2 separate regions of the Homo sapiens genome follow, and region 1 is linked to region 2. A link is a contact called in ENCODE Hi-C or POLR2A ChIA-PET data. All regions are on one chromosome and are shown on one strand. Each heading gives the region's core, a stretch centred on a gene start or an enhancer-like site at or near the end of the contact. The rest is flanking DNA. Distances are from core to core; before and after follow the strand shown. Region 1 holds the start of UQCC4 (ubiquinol-cytochrome c reductase complex assembly factor 4). Region 2 holds the start of CACNA1H (calcium voltage-gated channel subunit alpha1 H).

Region 1 (5,661 bases), core at 2,181-4,680, 270 kb before region 2:
CACTGGTGAGGCTGCTCTGTCTATGGAGTAGCCATTCTTTTTTTTTTTTTTTTTTGAGATGGAGTTGCCCAGGCTGGAGTTTAATGGTGCGATCTAGGCTCACTGCAACCTCCGCCTCCCAGGTTCAAGTGATTCTCCTGCCTCAGCCTCCGGAGTAGCTGGGATTACAGGCGCGCACCACCATGCCCTGGAGTAGCCATTCTTTTACTCCTTTACTTGCCTAATAAACTTGCTTTCACTTTACTCTATGGACTTGACGTGACTTCTTTCTTGCGTGAGATCCAAGAACCCTCTCTTGGGGTCTGGATCAGGACCCCTTTCCTGTAACATATTTCTGGGGAACCACAGAAGAGACTGTCGTGTGGAAGCCCCCTTCCCAAAGGCTAACTTTGGGAAAGTGTTGGGGTCCTGTAACATCTTTCTGGTGAACCCTGAAGGGACAATACTCAGGGGACCCCAGACCCAAAGGAAATAGAAGACTCTGCAGCCCTGATTGGACGACTCTGGGTAAGTGGCAGGTCTCCGGTAAAGAATGGGAGTGGGGCCGGGGCACAGTGGCTCACACCTGTAATCCCAGCACGTTGGGAGGCCGAGGTGGGCGGATCACAAGGTCAGGAGATCGAGACCATCCTGGCTAACACGGTGAAACCCCGTCGCTACTAAAAAATACAAAAAAAATTAGCCTGGCTAACACGGTGAAACCCCGTCGCTACTGAAAAATACAAAAAAAATTAGCCAGGCGTGGTGGCAGGCACCTGTGGTCCCACTACTCGGGAGGCTGAGGCAGGAGAATGGCATGAACCCGGGAAGTGGAGCTTACAGTGAGCTGAGATCGCGCCACTGCACTCCAGCCTGGGCGACAGAGCAAGACTCCGTCTCAAAAACATAAAATAAAAAATAAAGAACGGGAGTAGGGTAGAGGCCCAACTTAGGGGAATTAGAGTCTCTCCTAAAACAGAGAGGGGCATGGTGGCTCACGCCTATAATCCCAGCACTCTGAGAGGCTGAGGTGGGTGGATCACTTGATGCCAGGAGTTCGAGGCCAGCCTGGGCAATATGGCGAAACCCCGTCTTTACTAAAAATACAAAAAAATTAGCGGAGTGCAGTGGCTCACCTCCCAGCACGTTGGGAGGCCAAGGTGGGCAGATCACCTGAGGTCAGGAGTTTGAGACCAGCCTGGCCAACATGGGGAAAACCCATCTCTACTAAAAACACAAAAAAATTAGTTGGGTGTGGTGGTGCCCACATGTAATCCCAGCTACTTGGGAGGCTGAGGCCGGAGAATCGCTTGAACCCGGGAGGCAGAAGTTGCAGTGAGCCTAGATCCCACCATTGCACTCCAACCCTGGCGATGAGAATGAAACTCCTCCTCAATAAATAAATAAGTAAATAAATAAAGGCTGGGCGTGGTGGCTCACGCCTATAATCCCAGCACTTTTAGAAGCCAAGGCCGGCGGATCACCTGAGGTCAGGAGTTCGAGACTAGCCTGGCTAACATGGTGAAACCCCGTCTCTACTAAAAATACAAAAATTAGCCAGGCTTGGTGGTGGGCGCCTGTGGTCCCAGCCAGTCAGGAAGCTGAGGTGGGAGAATCACTTGAGCCCGGGAGGCAGAGGTCTAAGTGCCGAATGGGTTCAACTTGCCTGCTGCCTAGAGAGAGCCAATTTATCAAGACAGGGGGAGTGCAATAGAGAAGGAGTAATTCACGCAGAGCTGGCTGTGCGGGACACAGGAGTTCTATTATTACTCAAATCAGTCAGCCGGAGCATTTGGGGATAGGAATTTTTAAAGATAATTTGGAGGGTAGAGGCTTGGGAAGTGGGGAGTGCTGGTTGGTCAGGTTGGAGATGGACTCACGTTCAGACTCTTCTGTTCCTGGCGGGCATGGCAGAACCGGTTGGGCCAGATGACCGGTCTGGGTGGTACCAGCTGATCCATCCAGTGCACGCTCTGCTAAATATTTCAGGCACTGATCTTTGAGCTTAGGTTTTTGTTGTTGTTGTGCTTTTTGAGACAGAGTCTTGCTCCGTCACCCAGGCTGGAGCACAATGGCATGATCTTGGCTCACTGCAACTTCCACCTCCAGGGTACAAGCGATTCTTCTCCTTCAGCTTCCCAAGTAGCTGGAACTACAAGCGAGCGCCACCACCCCAGGCTACTTTTTGTATTTTTAGTAGAGACAGGGTTTCACCATACTGGCCAGGCTGGTCTCAAACTCCTGACCTCGTGATCCACCCGACTTGGCCTCCCAAAGTGCTGGGATTACAGGCGTGAGCCACCACACCCGGCCTGATCTTAGATTTTACAATAGTGATGTTATCCCCAGGAGCAATTTGGGGAGGTTCAGACTCTTTTTTTTTTTCAGACTGAGCCTCGCTCTGTCGCCCAGGCTGGAGTACAGTGGCTCCATCTCGGCTCACTGCAACCTCTGCCTCCCAGGTTCAAGCGATTCTCCTGCCTCAGCCTCCCGAGTAGCTGGGACTACAGGCGCCCGCCACCACGCCCGGCTAATTTTTTGTATTTTTAGTAGAGACAGGGTTTCATCGTATTAGCCAGGATGGTCTCGATCTCCTGACCTCATGATCTGCCCGCCTCGGCCTCCCAAAGTGCTGGGATTACAGGCGTGAGCCACGGCGCCCGGCCAATTTCTAATTTTGCAGCTGATTTATTAGTCCTGCAAAGGCAGACTGGTCTTCAGGCAAGACGGGGGTTTTTTCTGGAAAGGGCTGTTGACTTTGATTCAGAGTGAAACCATGAACTGAAATCCTTCCCAAAGTTAGCTCTGCCCACGCCCAGGAATGAACCAGGACAGCTTAAGGGTGGGAAGCACGACGGAGCCCCTTAGGTCTCATCTCTTCCACTGTCATTTCCTCAGTGATAATTTTTGCAAAGGCGGTTTCAGAGGCCGCAGTGACGTGAGATCGCGCCACTGCACTCCAGCCTGGGCGACAGAGAGAGTCCCTGTCTCACGAAAAGAACTAAACGGAAAAAAAAAAAAAAAAAAAATAGGGCGGTGCCACGGCCTTCGGGGAAGCCGGCAGAGAGGTGCGGGCGCCCAGCCCAGGGCAGGCGGGCAGGGCTGAGGGCGCGGATCCCCAACCAGGCCCCGCGCACCTTCATGACGGTTCAGAACTGCTCCGAGGCAAACTCAGACAACTCTCTGAGGACAACGTCCGCCCCCGCGGCGCCCGCCTCTCTTCGGGGCCAGGGACCGGGGTGTCGGTCCTATTCGAAAGGGACGGAGAACTACATTTCCCGGCATGCCATCGCGCACTCCGGGCCTGCGACGGAAAGAGCTCTTCGCAGCCGAACGTCATTTCCGCTGCGCTACTGGGACCACGTTCTGTAGTCGTGAGCGGAGGCCTGGTATGGCGCCCGGTTTCCGGTTTCCGGCGACGGAAGTGACGCTATCACGGCGCGCCAAGGCGTCAGTCGAGGAGTCAAGGCAGCAATGAATCGTGTCTTGTGTGCCCCGGCGGCCGGGTGAGCTCCTCAAGGTCTCGGAGGGCCGAGGGCAGACACCGGCGGGCGGGCGGAGCGCTTACTGCTCTCTCTCTTCCAGGGCCGTCCGGGCGCTGAGGCTCATAGGCTGGGCTTCCCGAAGCCTTCATCCGTTGCCCGGTTCCCGGGATCGGGCCCACCCTGCCGCCGAGGAAGAGGACGACCCTGACCGCCCCATTGAGTTTTCCTCCAGCAAAGCCAACCCTCACCGCTGGTCGGTGGGCCATACCATGGGAAAGGGACATCAGCGGCCCTGGTGGAAGGTGCTGCCCCTCAGCTGCTTCCTCGTGGCGCTGATCATCTGGTGCTACCTGAGGGAGGAGAGCGAGGCGGACCAGTGGTTGAGACAGGTGTGGGGAGAGGTGCCAGAGCCCAGTGATCGTTCTGAGGAGCCTGAGACTCCAGCTGCCTACAGAGCGAGAACTTGACGGGGTGCCCGCTGGGGCTGGCAGGAAGGGAGCCGACAGCCGCCCTTCGGATTTGATGTCACGTTTGCCCGTGACTGTCCTGGCTATGCGTGCGTCCTCAGCACTGAAGGACTTGGCTGGTGGATGGGGCACTTGGCTATGCTGATTCGCGTGAAGGCGGAGCAGAATCTCAGCAGATCGGAAACTGCTCCTCGCCTGGCTCTTGATGTCCAAGGATTCCATCGGCAAGACTTCTCAGATCCTTGGGGAAGGTTTCAGTTGCACTGTATGCTGTTGGATTTGCCAAGTCTTTGTATAACATAATCATGTTTCCAAAGCACTTCTGGTGACACTTGTCATCCAGTGTTAGTTTGCAGGTAATTTGCTTTCTGAGATAGAATATCTGGCAGAAGTGTGAAACTGTATTGCATGCTGCGGCCTGTGCAAGGAACACTTCCACATGTGAGTTTTACACAACAACAAATGAAAATAAATTTTAATTTTATAATATGGGATTAGATGATTCCCTTTTTTTGCATCTAGTTTTTAAAAAGGGGGTATTTGGGCAGCTATTGTTTTTTATTTTAATCTCTTCTTGTTTACCAGAGCACGTAAGTTAGTTGCACCAGCAGCTATTTTTAAAAGTTTCCTTTTCCGGTCGGGCGCGGTGGCTGACGCCTGTAATCCCAGCACTTTGGGAGGCTGAGGCGGGCGGATCACGAGGTCAGGAGATCGAGACCATCCTGGCCAACACGGTGAAACCCTGTGTCTACTAAAAAATACAAAAAATTAGCCGGGCGTGGTGGCGGGCCCCTGGAGTCCCAGCTACTCCGGAGGCTGAGGCAGGAGAATGGCGTGAACCCTGGAGGCGAAGCTTGCAGTGAGTCGAGATCGCGCCACTGCACTCCAGCCTGCACGACAAAGCGAGACTCCGTCTCAAAAAAAAAAAAAAAGTTTCGTTTTCCTTTTTTTTTTTTTTTCCAGAGTGGGAACTGAGGAAAGAAACCTACATATATATTACCGAATAGTACCAGAAATGAGGAACTTTTGCAGTTTTCTGCAAAACTTTTTAAGCAAGGCAACCATTTTCTGAGTAGAATACAACTAGTGAGTATTTCTTTTCACAAATGATGGGCACTATTTTGGGTTACCTAAGTGATTGTTTTTTGTTTTTTTGTTTTGTTTTGTTTTGTTTTTATTTTTGAGACAGGGTCTCACTCTGTCTCCCAGACTGGAGTGCAGTGGCACAATTTTGGCTCACTGCAACCTCTTGTCTCCTGGGTTCAAGCAGTTCTTCTGCCTCAGCCTCCCGAGTAGCTAGAACTACAGGCTTGTGCCACCACACCCGGATAATTTTTAAATTTTCAGTAGAGACGGGCTTTTGGCATGTTGGCCAGGCTGGTCTCAAACTCCTGACTTCAAGTGATCTCTCCTCCTCGGCCTCTCACAGTGCTGGGATTACAGATGGGAGCCACCGCGCCCGGCCCCAGATTGTTTTCTCTTTTTTTTTTTGAGATTGAGTCTTGCTCTGTCACCTAGGCTAGAGTACAGTGGCTCCATCTTGGCTCACTGCAACCTCCACCTCCTGGGTTCAAGCGACTCTCCTGCCTCAGCCTCCAGGGTAGCTGGGATTACAGGCACGCACCGCCACACCCGTCTAATTTTTGTATTTTTAGTAGAGACGGGGTTTCGCCATGTTGGCCAGGCTGGTCTCAGATTCCTGACCTCAAGTGATCTGCCCGCCTTGGCCT
Region 2 (5,352 bases), core at 1,033-3,532:
AAACCTACAACCGCTCTTCAAGGCCGGGCCTGCACCTCGGCTCCCGGGGACACCCACCTACTCGCAGACACCACCCTGAGGCTACAGAGGCCTAGGCCGCCCGGGCAGCGGGTGTGGGGCTCCGAGGCAGCCCTCTGGCCGGGGCCGGCTGCCCCCGGGACCACAGCAGCCTCCTCTTCCTCTACAAGCAGAGATGAGTCTGACTCACTCGATGTTTGGATTTGAGAAAGGAGAAACACGGGCTTTATGACTTTTTTTGTACAGATTCCTCTTTCGTGTTTAATATTTGTACAGTTAAACACACAAGGTAGGGAAGTGTACACAGGCCGCTCCTGCTGCCAGCCTGTCTCCCCACCTCCGACGGGGGACGTCTGCGGGCAGGGTCTCTCCACCCGTCCCCAGGCCCGGAGCAGAAGCCACGGCCTGGCCACCCCAGCTGCCGGCTCAGAAGGGCCGGTGGGGAGACCCGGCCCTGACACAGGCACCACGCAAGGCCCTTCTCAGGGCACGCGGAGACCCGCCCCCAAGGCCACCTGCTGGGGGGCCCCCTGGACCTCCGTGTACATCCCACAAATGCCCCTGGCCCTGACCCAACTCTGTTCTGGAACCTTCTCTGCAGTCTGTGCCGCTCTGGCCGAGAGTAGAAGAGGCTGCCTCTTCCTCTCCAGCCAGGGAAGGGGCTGGGGAGATGAGACTCCCCCTTGGCAGTGCCAATTGCCTCCCTGCCCCCTACCCTTCAGCTGCGCATGACTTAAGTCAGCCCCGCCACCGAGTTCAGCCAGAAAAAGCGAGTTCACAACCAACGTCACCGCCTCTCTCCACGGAAAAGGCCCTGGCGGCGCTCACAGGCCCCACGGGTCTCCCCACGCACTCGGAACCACCAGGCGCCGGCTGAAAACTTTGCGCCCCTGACTCCAGCTCCTCTGGCCTCCCCCTCCCCCGCGAGGGGCCTGCCTCGGGCAGGACCTTCAGACAGTGAGGGGTGGGCAAGGGGGAAATTCCCGTCCTGGCCAACACCCTTGGGGCCGCGAGGAGTTAGGACCTTCCCTCCCTCCCCGACTCCTCTCCCCTCCAAGCCCGCGGGGGCCTCACCGCTTCGCTTCCACCTTCTCCGTCCGGAGCCGGCCCTGGGGAAGGGAGTCCGGAGGCGCCCGGTGGCCCCCCAAGCCCGCCACTCTCAGAAATTAGAGCGCGGTCCTCCAGCCCCTGCCCTGCACCCCCGCGCGCCCGGCCCACGCCAGGTCCCACCAACAGGGGCGCGCGGGGGCGCATGCCGAGGGAGTCCCGCGCCCCGGGCCCCCACCCTCCCCACGCCCCCCGCCCCCCGCCCCCCGCCGGCCGGGAAGGATATGGGTTGCAGACCAGCCGGAGGCACCAGCTGCGCGGCCGCGTGGTCTGACCGAGGCAGAAGAAGACCGTGGCCGCCAAGGCCGGGTACGGGACGCGCTGCTCCTCGTCGGCACCCAGCTCCGCGCCGCGCTCGGCCGCCGGGCTCTCGGAGGGTGACACGCCGAGCTCGGACCCCCGCTCCGCCTCGCGTCCCGGCGCCCCGGGGCTCTCCGGGGACGCCCCCACCAACGCCGCAGGGCCAGGGGGCGGCGCGCCCAGGGGCACCCGGACCTCGTCGGCGGCCCGTGCGCCCTCGGTCATGGTGGCGGCCGGCAGCACCTGCAGAGGACAGGGGGTGACCCGGGGCCGGTGGCGACGCCCCCGCCCTGCCTCCCGCGGCGCGGAGCTGCGGGAACAGCCGCGGCCGCCGGGATGTCTTTGTCTTTTCTTATTAGAGACAAACGCGCCCCCCGCCCCCGCCCGCCCCCTCCCTCCCTCCAGCGGCCCCACCCCCACCCCGAGGGGCTCCCCGGCCCGCTTCGCGCAAGTTGAAGAGGGTCCCGGGCGCGCGTCCTCGCCGCGTCTCACCTCGCTCTGCTGGCCGGCGGCGTCCCCGCGGGCATCGCCCGGGCGGCGCGGTCACCGCGGACCCCGCTCGGCGCCCGGCCCCGGCCCCGGCCCCCAGCGCCTCCGCCCCCGGCCCCGGCCCCGGCCCCCAGCGCCTCCGCCCCCGGCCCGCGTCCCCAGCCCGCCCGGCTCCCGGCCGCGGCTCGACTCCGGCTCCGGCTCGCCCGGCGGAGGCGACGGCGGCGGCCTCGGCGCGGCGTGGAGGCCGCTGAGCGGACGGGTGAGGCCGGGGCGCGGGGCGCGGGGCGCGGGGCGCGGGCCGGGGACCGGTGAGGCAGCGAGCGAGCCTCGAGCCCGTCCGCGCGCGGCGCAGGAAACTTCGGGCTGAGCGGCGGGGGGCGGGGCGGGGCGGGGCCGGCGCGACCGGGGCGGGGCCAGCGTGGCCGGGGCGGGGCCGGGGGCGGGGCGGGCGGGGGGGTACTGGGGAGGATCCGCCCCCGGCCCGAGACGCGCGCGCCCGAGCGACCCCTCCCTGTCGCCGCCCGGCGCCCCGCCCCCCCCCGGGTGCGGGAAGTTGGACCCCGCCCGCGCCCCCTCCACGCCCCCGCACTGGGCTCCCCGCTTTTCGTGCTCCCCAACAATGCCGGGCGTGGGGTGCACCAGGGGGCGCTCGCGGGAGGCTCCGGCGGGGTGGGAGGGGGAGCACCTACGTCCTTCCCTGCCCCCAACTGCGGGGGCGGCCGAGCCGCCGATGCCGCGCCCCTCCCCCTCCCGCTCCGGCTCCCCCTCCCCCTTCGCGCTGCCGCGCGCGCCGCCGCCGCCCCCACCCCCACCCCCACTACGACGCGGGCCCGGGTCGGCGGAGGGGCGGGGACCGGGCGGGCGTGGAAGGCGAGAGGCTGCGTGCCCCTTCCCCGCCGCGTGTGTGTCCCGGGTGTGCCCGCGCGCGCGTGTGTGATGGGGCGCGGGGGCGGGCGGGGGTGTGCTTTACGGCTGGGCGCTCCTGCACTCGCATCTCTCCCCGACACGCACGGGCAGTTTCCGCGAACTTGTCCTCGTCTCCGGTCCCCTCCCGCGTGGGGATCTGGGGGACCCTGGGGACGGCAGCCTGGTGCTCCTGCATCCTCCAACCCCGCTGCCTCAGCGAGACTCACCCAGGGGCCCCCGAGGAGAAGTGCAGGCCCCTTCCCCCTGCCAGCAGCTGCTCCTTCAGCCAGGCCAGCAGAAGGGCCTTCCCCTGGACCCTCAGAGCAAGTGGTTTGGTCGGGAAGGGGTGGACCCTTCAGACATTGGGGATGGCCAGGCCCTTGTCCCAGGGAGGGCTGGCCGCACCTCGAGGTGCCAGCAGGTGGGGGCAGGTGCCCAGGCTCCTGACTCCCCCCAGGGCACCCCTCCAGGCTGGAAGGGTGGTTTTGCTTCTGGGACCACTGCTTTGTGCACCAGGGAGCTTGAGCTCCCAGGTGTGCACCTCAGCACGCCCGCCAACAAGGGGCCCCTGGTAGTGGGAGAGACCCCTTCTCCCTCCAGACAAAGAGGCCCTGCTCCAGGGCGCACCCTGAGACCCCAGACCCGGAGAGGCTGTGGGGCGGCTGTGGCTTCCCACCTGCGGGTGAGCAGCAGAGAAGCAGGACCTCCCCCGGGTGGGCCACATCGTGCAGGGTGAAGAAGAGGCCCTGCCCAGCTGGGGCCCGGAAGGACACACAGCACCTGGGGTGGGCCGAGGAACTGGAAGGCAGGAGTGTGGGGGCCTGGCTGGGGTACAGGTCCTTTCAGCAGCACCTCCTCCTGTATACGGGAACTTTCAAGAAAAGGAAAACATTCAGTCTATTTTAATGCAACTACTCAGCGATGGAGGGCCACAGCTGGTGAATTAGGCCTTCAAAGGTCCAATTAAGGTTCCAGCCACAGAGGAGCAGGACCTAGGAGAGCCCCGTGCTTTGGACACATCCGTGGAGGGAGGCTGGAGCAGGTGGGGAGACACAAACGCTGAATCGGAGTCCGGTCCAGAGGGCACTTGGAACCTCTGATCTTTTTATCAACACCCTGCTCGTTAAAAGTTAGGGTGGGCCAGGTGCAGTGGCTCACGCCTGTAATCCCAGCACTTTGGGAGGCCGAGGTGTGTGGATCACTTGAGGTCAGGAGTTCGAGACCAGCCTGACCAACATGGTGAAATCCCGTCTCTACTAAAATACAAAAATTAGCCAGGCATGGTGACATATGCCTGTAATCCCCGCTACTCGGGATGCTGAGGGAGGAGAATCACTTGAACCCAGGAGGCAGAGGTTGCAGTGAGCCGAGATCACGCCACTGCACTCCAGCCTGGGTGACAGAGTGGACTCTGCCTCAAAAAAATAATAAGTTAATTAATTAATTAATTAAAGCTAAGGCAAAGCCACAGACTGAAGCTCCAGATTCTAGCTGGGGGCTGTCGTTGATTTGCTGGACAAATGGTAGTTGAGGGTGGACAGTGCGCGGGGCCCGGTTGGAGGGTGGAGGTGCCTTGGCTGTGACCAGACAGACCCGGTTCTCATGCCTGCAGCTTCCGTCTTATGGGGAGGAGAAAACAGTTTCCAAACTAAGTGCCAGGGGGCGCCCAGATAGACGAGGGCGGGGCCTCTGTGAGGACAAGCCGGCAGCCGGAAGAGGAGCAGAGGCTCTTTCCAGCAGCAACGGCAGCCCATGCAAAGGCCCTGTGGCAGGCCGGAGGGAGCCGGGGAGCGGGAAGACCCAGAGGGCGCCTGGGAAGCATCTTGGAATTCTGAACACAGCAGCTGTTGCCCTCCCGGCCACACTCTGTCCTCCAGATGTCGGCAGAAGGGAAAAAGACCACGGACTTCTATAACAGACTTTTTTTTTTTTTTTTTTTTGAGACATAGTTTCGCTCTGTATCACAGGCTGGAGTGTAGTGGCGTGATCTCGGCTCACTGCAAACTCCGCCTCCTGGTGTCAGTTCAAGCGATTCTCCTGCCTCAGCCTCCCGTGTAGCTGGGATTACAGGCATGTAATTACCATGCCCAGCTAATTTTCATATTTTTAGAAGAGACGGGGTTTTGCCATGTTGGCCAGGCTGGTCTTGAACTCCTGACCTCGTGATCCGCCTGCCTCAGACTCTGAAAGTATGGGGATTACAGGCGTAAGTCACCGCGCCCGGCCCACAGATTTTTTTTAAAGAAAGTGTCTGTAATCTGAGAAAGCGTGCAGTCGCCAGGCATCCCACGGACAATTTGCAGACCAGTTGGAGCCTCTCCAGCACCCGGGCGGGCATTTTCCAGCTCAAGGTCTGGGACGGAGGCTGCCTCCCACCGCTTTCCGTTCACTCCAGCCCATCGGATGGCGTGCCCACCTTGTCCTTGGGGGCTCTGTGTCCCCTGGGCTGCTGCCCACTGACTTGCACGCTCCACGTCCGGCGGGACAGGTGCCCGCACGCCTGGAACATGGATGCTCCCTGCTCTGAAC

What was found. Hi-C counts contacts between places; a loop is a spot of excess contacts on that map. ChIA-PET counts read pairs that join two places held with the same protein, here RNA polymerase II (POLR2A). Pooled maps may share reads with other maps.
Region 1: a loop to region 2 is called in a map of CD8-positive, alpha-beta T cell, with 8 times the contacts of the local background. The contact joins the promoter of UQCC4 here to the promoter of CACNA1H in region 2. A Hi-C loop is called at or near these places in 1 of 168 maps with a recorded cell type or tissue (CD8-positive, alpha-beta T cell) and 3 of 50 pooled maps. POLR2A ChIA-PET finds 5 or more read pairs at or near these places in 1 of 52 experiments (activated CD4-positive, alpha-beta T cell).

The regions. Positions count from the first base shown.
Region 1 is chr16:1,418,516-1,424,176 of GRCh38, reverse strand. UQCC4 (ubiquinol-cytochrome c reductase complex assembly factor 4) reads left to right here and starts at 3,430. Exons shown (of 2, transcript NM_001272051.2): 1 at 3,430-3,485; 2 at 3,565-4,425. The coding sequence starts at 3,454. The coding sequence ends at 3,931. RefSeq lists enhancers at 2,738-3,140, 2,430-3,283, 3,257-3,416, 3,667-3,716, 3,727-3,796 and 1 more.
Region 2 is chr16:1,150,036-1,155,387 of GRCh38, reverse strand. It overlaps CACNA1H (calcium voltage-gated channel subunit alpha1 H), which reads right to left and starts at 2,282. Exons shown (of 35, transcript NM_021098.3): 1 at 1,918-2,282; 2 at 1,352-1,668. The coding sequence starts at 1,650. RefSeq lists enhancers at 661-1,428, 2,803-3,383.